Regions from separate parts of the Homo sapiens genome. Here all the other regions are linked to region 2. A link is a contact called in ENCODE Hi-C or POLR2A ChIA-PET data. All regions are on one chromosome and are shown on one strand. The core of a region is the stretch at or near the end of the contact, and the rest is flanking DNA. Distances in the headings are between cores, read along the strand shown.

Region 1 (2,700 bases), core at 11-2,510, 270 kb before region 2:
CAATGCTCTGAAGAACATTCCATGGCAAGGACGTGGCTTGACTAACATGTCCAACTAACGATGCGCTCTTCTTTAGAAGGTTGTTTAAGAGTGGATAAATATGACTTTGGGGAAAATGGAATATTTCATTTGTGGTTTTTGGTGACCAAACCATTTCTGAGTTTCCGCTTTCCTCTTAAGTAAATAGCTATGTTTATTGTCAATTAATGTGGAGCAGGAAAGAAGACAGCACCCAGATTTCTGCCATTGTTTTGAGAAAGGATATTGGCAGGTTTTCCCAAGCCATCTCCTCCAACCCTCCTTGACACCCTTTGTCCTGGGATCTGGCTCAGTGGACACAGTTATGGGGGGTGGCACATATTCTCAGAGGATAGGAAGTTTATGGGGAAGAAGGGGAATGAAACCCACATCCAGAGACAGAATTATCTGAAACTTTAACATTCAGGGACTCTTGTTTGATAAATCCCTGCAAAATCCTGGGAGAGGCTTCCTCCTTGGCAATATGTTTCATAAGTCATGTTTTATAAATGGCTGCTTTTTATAGAAATTTATTTAATGAAGTAGAATCAGATTTTCTTCTGATTCAAAACCCCAGGAATGGATGAGTCATATGCCCATTTCCTACTCTAACTGCTCTCCTTTCTCCGCTGGAACTTTCTCAGCCAAAAGCATCATTTGGAAGAAGCAAAAACAATCTTATCTAAATGGATGTGTGCAGAGAGGACTTTGTATTTACAAATAATTTGTTTTATTTTCTGCTTCCTGTAGATGGAGCTAAATCCTTAAGCATATGTTTACATGTGATGGAATTCCCAGGAAGGAGATCTTTGAAAGACAATAATAATATCTGCTGCTGAAGGCTTTTAATTCTTTGGACAATAAGTGGTGCTACACTGGGCACAATTTGGTGCTAAAGAAAGAAAGTTATTTGTAGGCAGAATCCTGTACCTGCCTCCTAGTCTCTGCAGAGAACAGAGAGTTTGTTGTTGAATAGAAATGGCCAGCAGTGTTACTATTGCTGTATTTTGTATTTTATCTAAGGTCATATTCAACTTCTTTTTTTTCTCATAAAAAATTAAACTGTTAAACTGCCCATTATCCATTGTCCTTTTACACGGGTGTTTCCTGGTCTTGTCTGTTGCTCAATGTGATTGAATGACCATGTATGACAAATAGTAATGAGCTCATAGTATTTCCCTTAGTCAGTTAATAAACAGTGCATATCTTTGGAAGAAGAGACACACTTTATTACTTCCCCATATGGTTTCAAAGGGATGTGAGAGCACAATGAGTCAGGCCAACAGGAAAACTTAAAAAAAGAAACGGAAAAAAAAGTTTTTAAAGAATCTTATTGTGTTTCTCCCAAGTTGCTCATAGCAACTTGTTTATTAATTCTAGAAATAGGCAAAGAAATTTTATACCTTAATAAGAAAAGAAAAAGACAATATTTTAGGGAGTTTAAATAATATTTATATGGAAAACAATTTTATTAAGTGAATTCACATATGTCTTAAGTGCTTTTTAGTGTATCCAAGACAGCATTAGATACATGTTACTTCTTAAAAAAATAAATGACCCCTCAAAAAGTTTTTAAGACATTTTTCTATTTTTTTCCAATCAGCTTCCATTTTTGTAACTAGTATACTAATTCACGGCAAAGTAAAAACAAACCAATTATAACATAAAATATTACTTTGAGATATTTTGATTATTTTTAAACGTCATAATTATTTGAAATCAGAAAGCAAAAAATGCTGGAATCAAAGTTAATTTCAGCCTCCAAATGTTTAAACTGTGTATTAAAACCTCTCTCATCTTATGTAAATTTTAATTCTTTAAAGTTGTGACATTTTCAAAAATCAAATATATATTTTATTTGGATTAATACATAATCTTGCAGAATGAGTTTATTATAATTTTATTCATATATGAGCTTTAAATTTATATCCCAAATAATTCTCAGAAACATTGGAGTACTCAGTTTTGTAGGTTGGTTAGCATTTTGATGTATCATTTACTATTAGTTTTTAGAGGTTAGAGCATCAATGAAAAGAAATATTGGTAATATAGAGGCAAGTTCTGAAATCTGTGGTTTCCAAGTCAACATTCAGGATTATTCTTTTAAAAAAATATAATTAAATTTTCTCAAAGTTACATTTACTATATTACAAATAGTCTCTTGTTTTGATTTATTAGGAAGACGTTAACAGCATATTCTTTTTTATGCAGTTTTCTTAAGACTCCATTAAAACAAATGGCTTTCCGGTCCGTGCCCCCTTCCAGGTCAGCTAACAATTTTATATTGATTTGCAAAAGAGGCTCCATTATAAAAACCTTTTGTAATTATCTAAATTCCATGTGTTTAGGAAGCTTTTGAACCATCCAGGAATAAGCTAATTTCCGTAATGGTGAGAAAGAATTGTACAGTGGATACAATAAATGCTTGTCTACTTACTTAGGCTTGTGTTTGAGTCTGTAAGTGCATGATTTGCTAATTTTGTTAAAAAAATAGTAAAAATTCTAATCTTCATTTGTATTGTTTCCTATATAAAAAAGCAAACCATTAGCAATTATAGTCCTATTTCTTAGTCATATACTGTCAATCAGCTATCTTGAAGATGGAACTGGGAAACCAGAACTTATATTCAACATGATAAGGAAATTTGAATTCATTTTATATACTATAAAGTTTATAAAAGT
Region 2 (2,767 bases), core at 211-2,710:
CTTTACAACGACCGATTTACAAAAACTAATAATATTTATCTTCACTAACAGTAAAAAGTTAGAAAATAAAATAGTATATAAGATATTTGCATTCATGGTAAAAACTGTAACATTTTAAAGAATTGACTAAAGAAAGAAGTCAAAAGCCTCCCTAGGGAAAAACCCTTTATGTATTAAAGGAACTTACAGATTTGAATAGATGGAGAGACATTCAATGATTCATTAGTATTTTTAGTTTCTAAGTATTATTAAATGATGATTAGCCACATATTAGAAGGTCAATTCCATGTAGGCCTATCAAACTGTTAAGTGTTTTCTTTTTTAGGAAAAAATATAGTGTACATGAATATTTATTCTTTTTACTTATCTCTAGATTTTTTTTGTCTTTTCCTGTTTCAGTGTAGTGATCCAGGGTCACCACCATTGCCAACTCTCTTTCTAACAAATTAACAGCATCTAAAACACAACTGCCTGTGTGTCTGAGTTAGTACAGTGTGAAAAAAGTTTCTGTCAATATTAGTTTGTAAATCAGAGTTCTAATGGGATGTCCATCCACTTTACAATCAAGTTAACAAGAGAGTCAGAGAGATGAGGAAGAGGAAAACATGTTATGGTGACATCCTAGGGTGATGCCAGTGGTTATTTAGCTTGTAACTAAATATCACCTGTCCCACTATTTCACCCAGCTTCTCCTCATCAGAGGGTGCAGGAGTGGGCACCAGAGGCATACGTGTGTAGTTGACCATTCCACGTTGCCACTTCTCCCTGCTGGTGTCCTCCTGCTGCTGTCAACGGTGGAGGGAGAGCTAGCCTAATGAATTATGACGGGAACATCACTGTGGTTTAGAATTCCATATAGGAAACAATGTCATGATTTTGGGGGATAGAATTAAAAATTAATATTTTAAACATATTAAACCCATATATTTGATATTTAATATTTTTATTATTAATTTTAAAATACATAAAGCTTCTGACAAATTATTTTTATTTATTTTGATATTCATGGAGAGAAAAATATGTGGTAAAGTACTACTCTACACTGAAATACTTTATTTAAAGTTATTGAATGCTTTTAAGCAAGGTAGTTTAGAGAATTTTGAACTATCTATACAGTGGTTTTTTAAGATTCCTAGAGAAAAATTATGCTAAATAACAGGCTTTTTGAGCACTGATAATGATACTAAGTTACTTATTCAAACGTGTCTTTCTGCCAAGACCAAGTTCCTTGAGAGCAGATTCTTAAATGCAGCATCTTGGTTACCTTTGCTTACTTATTTTTTAATTTCCTTATGTTTATCTTTGTTTACTTACACCTAATCGGTGCTCAATAGACTTTGCTGAAACAAAATGACGCCTTGTGGTTGACCAGTGTCTCATTACCAGGCAGCTTGCCCTGGAGAAAAATAGAGCAGTTGGTTTAAATCAAGACGCTCTGAGAATTAGCTAAGTGATTTACCTCTGCCAAGTAGGAACTATAAATACTGTCAGACTAAAAGCACCCGTTGCCTACCTACTGTGTACTGAGCATCATTCAATTGGCACACCTACTCAATAATTGTGAACAGATGGAATTAGCGCATAGAAAAGAGCATGTGTTTTTCCCTCTCCATCCACACATACCAACCTAGAAAAATAGAATTCTCCATCATGGTATTTTTTTTTCTAACAAGGACATCGTCAAATGTATTAGTCAAACTTGGAGTCCCTCCAAAACTAAAGCTTACTTCTAAATTTAGAACTAATGAGCTCTCTGTGTGTACCAAAGTAGAAAGCACATATTTTCTCTGTTAGCATTGAGGCCTTTTATTCAACATAACTCTACTGCGAAAGAGAATATAAATGTTTCTTCTTTAGTGTTACTGGCTTGCAAAACTCAGTCACTGGGAAAAACATGAACACTAGGGAAGAATGATAGGTTTGTAGAGAACATTCATTTCAGAGAATGGTAGAATCCTCCATTTAACAGGTCTTTAAAGATCCTCCAGCCCAGCGCTTCTTAACAGCTAGAATTCCTTTTAAAATGACACCTTGGGTGATCTCCAGTGCTCTACCTACCTCCAGCGTCAAGGCAGCTCCATCCACATCTGAGTTGCTTCAGTGGAGGGTCCCCCTGGCACAAAACCAAACTCATTTTTGCTATTGCCTCCCTCAGTGACTTCTGAGTTTACTTTTTGGGACACACAGATTGAGGACTCTTTCCTATGACACTTTCCTCGTGCTTGATGACAAACAACTACCGCATGTTCCCCTCTCCAGGTTTCTCTTCTCCATGCCAAAAACTTGCATGTCTTAACCCTTCCTCAGTGCCTCAATTTCCAATTGCTTCATCCTTCTGGCCACATTCTTGCCATGTTCTCCATAATACAACTTATTAAAGATGGATATCATGACATTTAAAAGAAGTTAACTGTGGCAGAAATATAAAAAATGAATTCCTAGGGAAGGTACTCAGGTCCCAGCTACTTGTCACAGCAGAAATGAGTGATTTTTAAAATTACACTTGAGAGTAAGTCCAGGACGATTTTACTTACAGAATAAAAGGAAGTAATAATATTTGAGAACAGGGAGATGAAAGACCCAGGAACACCTTTGAGACCTACTTTGGGAGGTTAGTGGAAAATTATACTCTTAATTTTAAACCAGAATATAAAGAATAGGGTCAATTTACCTGTAGGAAGACAGACATACTTCATTGAATGTGTTCTGTTAAATTCTTATAAAATTCCCAGGTAGATGAGTCTATAGAATAGTTAACCTATCTATA
Region 3 (2,715 bases), core at 60-2,559, 440 kb after region 2:
AGGCCTATTGTGCATTTGAATCACCTGGAGATCTTGTCCACATGGTTTCTGGTTTGGGTGGTGGGGCGGGGCCTGAGAGCCTGGATTTCTGACAATTTTGGAGTAATGCCAGTCCTGCTGGGCCATTGGCCACACAGGTCAGGGGGCATTCACCTGTCATTATCTGTCCCATTCTTTCAGGCGCATTCGCTTGTTAACCAGAGACTGGGAGTTTTGTTGAATGCGTTCAAAGGCCTGTGACATTATTGCCCTGAGGCCACTGCAGCCCAGCTCTGTTCTGTAGGAATCAGTTTCTCTCCTTAGAGTGACAGGTGATCTCACCGCAGGGCTCCTTGGTTGAGTGTTGGCCCAAGGACACTATCAACTCTCAAGAGAAGCATCTGCCAGCCAGCCACCCATGATTCGCAGGGTTTAGGCTCTGGAACGGTGAAGAAGTGGCTCCACGCCATGGGCAGATCTGAAGGAATTCTTAGCAATCGTGTCCGTTCTGATGCTAAAATGAGGAAAATCTAAATCAACGCTGGGATGGACACAACAAAAGCAGAAATTCCAGCATATTTAGAAATAATCCCAATAATCCCAACCAGAAATAATCTAAGGTCTGCCATGGATAAAAATACAAAACCGGATTTAGGGCTAGATTCAGCAGGAAGGGCTTGTGGAATGACAGGAAGGAGAAGGGACAGGGAGGGGAGACACAGCTGATGGCCTCACTGTAGATTCAAGATGAGGATCAGTTAGAAGCATTTGGACAAAGGTCAAAGCTGTTAAAAAAAATTCATACACCATCAATCAAAATAAAACAACGTGAATGAAGTGACTCAGGGAACATGCAGTTTGGCTCAACTGTAAACTGCTTCAGTAACATCTTGCTCCCCTTCTCCTGGTCAAGAAACTACATTATTCATCTTCCAATAACAGATTATCGCCCTGTTCTTGGAATGAGAGGAGCTCCACATTGCTGGAAAATAGCACAGCTCACAACACCTAGAAGAATATCCACATGACTTTCAACATACTTTAGAAAAAAAATCACAACAAAGTGGCTCAATGACTAAAGAGAGACATTTCTTCTATTTGCCATAAAAACCAGAAAGGCTATTTGCAGAAAAAGAGCCAACATATTTTCTTGAAGTCATTGGTAGGCTGTCTCTTCCCCAAGCAGAAATTCAAAAACACAATATAAACATTTGGTTCAAGTCTTGGCACTTTCTGCAGTAAGAACAATACCCCTCCCTCTCCCTGGTGGTAGCAGAACTGGGGAGCCCTGGGCTGAGCCCGTTCCCTCCCTCTCTGCCATACTGCCTGCTGGAAGACTGGAGGAACGTCTAAACTTAGCACATCGTGGTGTAGGCAAGATTATGCAAGCACAAGGAGATAGTCCAAGCAAATGTTCTGAAATGAATTCATATCTTCAAGATCAGAGTCTAGACTTATTTGCCCAGACGCTCAGCACTTCCCTGCTCTTGTTTTTGAAAATTGTGGTCCTTGGCACCCAGTTAGTTTGTCCTATCTTCATAGATTCTGGGAGGGGGCCAGACACCAGCGTGACTGTCTATGCACACTGCGTGCTGGACTGTCATGTGTGAGGGCGTGTTGTGGGTGTGCCTGCACATGCCTGCATGTGTGAGTGCTCCTTCTTCAGGAAGTATTTTTACCTCATTGCACATTCCCCTTCCTGCATAAAATGAACTCCTTCCATTTCTTAACCAAAATGATTCTTGCCCATCAATCAGGATTCTGTTTAAATGTCATTTTCTTAAAGGTCTTAAAGGGTATCCTCAGATCACTGGAACCCAAGTAGGAATTTGGATAAATTATCTCATGTCCCAGTTCTTTTCCTTAACACATTTTTGCCATAATATATACCCTTGAATTTTTAATTGTTTAATGCCTGTCTCTCACTAGTCTACCAAATTACTGAGGATGGAGACCCTATCTGTTTCTTTATTGTTGTATACTTAACATATAACAAAGTGCTTAACACCTAGAAGCCAGGTAATTAATAAACAGTCAGATAAATACATGAGCAACTGAATAATAAAGATAACTCCATATAGTTATATGTGGAAATATATATATATTATATATACACTGTTGTGATTATCGTTATTACTTTTGTCATCACTGTTCTAATTTGGGGTTCAGTTTTTATTAATTATTTATAAAATTTAGTAATTTCTAGATTTACCATAATATAAATTAATTATTACTATCTAATACAAAATTACTGTTTACCAGCAAATTCTCACAAATAATTATTATAGTAACAAGAAACTATTACTATAACTAAATTATTACAAATTATTATTATAGTCTATGAATCCAACAGGAAACAGCAGCTCTTATTTTGAATAGGTAAGGTTTCTAAGCTGGAGGGATCAGGTCTTCCTTATCCAGCTTAATTTCTAGTCCTTCCATGACATTTTTCCAGATAATATGCCGGGACACCCTTAGCATTCCATCAAGTTTTGGGTAAGAATATTTTCCATCTCTGGCCAGCTTGATTTGCCGAGCTGTGCTAGATGTCAGCAGCTGCACTGGACATTAGCTGAGGGTAAATAATGAACATGCATCAGCTTCCAACTCTGTGCCAGCCTGTGCCACATCTTTGGCCCTGGGTAAGGTTAGCCTAAGTGATGCCAGCCAAACACCCTCTGCAGGCTCCTTCCCATCTTCTTGGTTCCCCTTCTTCCCCGATGCACGCCCCCCACC

The links. Hi-C counts contacts between places; a loop is a spot of excess contacts on that map. ChIA-PET counts read pairs that join two places held with the same protein, here RNA polymerase II (POLR2A). Pooled maps may share reads with other maps.
Region 1: a loop to region 2 is called in a map of ascending aorta, with 4 times the contacts of the local background. The contact joins two enhancer-like sites. A Hi-C loop is called at or near these places in 3 of 168 maps with a recorded cell type or tissue (ascending aorta, gastrocnemius medialis and heart right ventricle) and 8 of 50 pooled maps. POLR2A ChIA-PET finds 5 or more read pairs at or near these places in 1 of 52 experiments (PC-3).
Region 3: a loop to region 2 is called in a map of sigmoid colon, with 2.1 times the contacts of the local background. The contact joins two enhancer-like sites. A Hi-C loop is called at or near these places in 1 of 168 maps with a recorded cell type or tissue (sigmoid colon) and 2 of 50 pooled maps. POLR2A ChIA-PET finds 5 or more read pairs at or near these places in 1 of 52 experiments (MCF 10A).

Annotation. Positions count from the first base shown.
Region 1 is chr10:4,769,436-4,772,135 of GRCh38, reverse strand. No RefSeq gene overlaps it. Among named protein-coding and RNA genes, the nearest start is that of AKR1E2, 55 kb to the left of the region's middle. Within about 2 kb of position 1,260, at least 9 of the 41 ENCODE cell types and tissues checked have a DNase peak (open chromatin) inside an H3K27ac peak, as active enhancers do.
Region 2 is chr10:4,497,829-4,500,595 of GRCh38, reverse strand. No RefSeq gene overlaps it. Among named protein-coding and RNA genes, the nearest start is that of LINC00703, 110 kb to the right of the region's middle. Within about 2 kb of position 1,460, at least 3 of the 41 ENCODE cell types and tissues checked have a DNase peak (open chromatin) inside an H3K27ac peak, as active enhancers do.
Region 3 is chr10:4,060,393-4,063,107 of GRCh38, reverse strand. All of the region lies in intron 4 of LOC107984195 (a long non-coding RNA gene), which reads right to left. Among named protein-coding and RNA genes, the nearest start is that of MIR6078, 71 kb to the right of the region's middle. Within about 2 kb of position 1,309, at least 14 of the 41 ENCODE cell types and tissues checked have a DNase peak (open chromatin) inside an H3K27ac peak, as active enhancers do.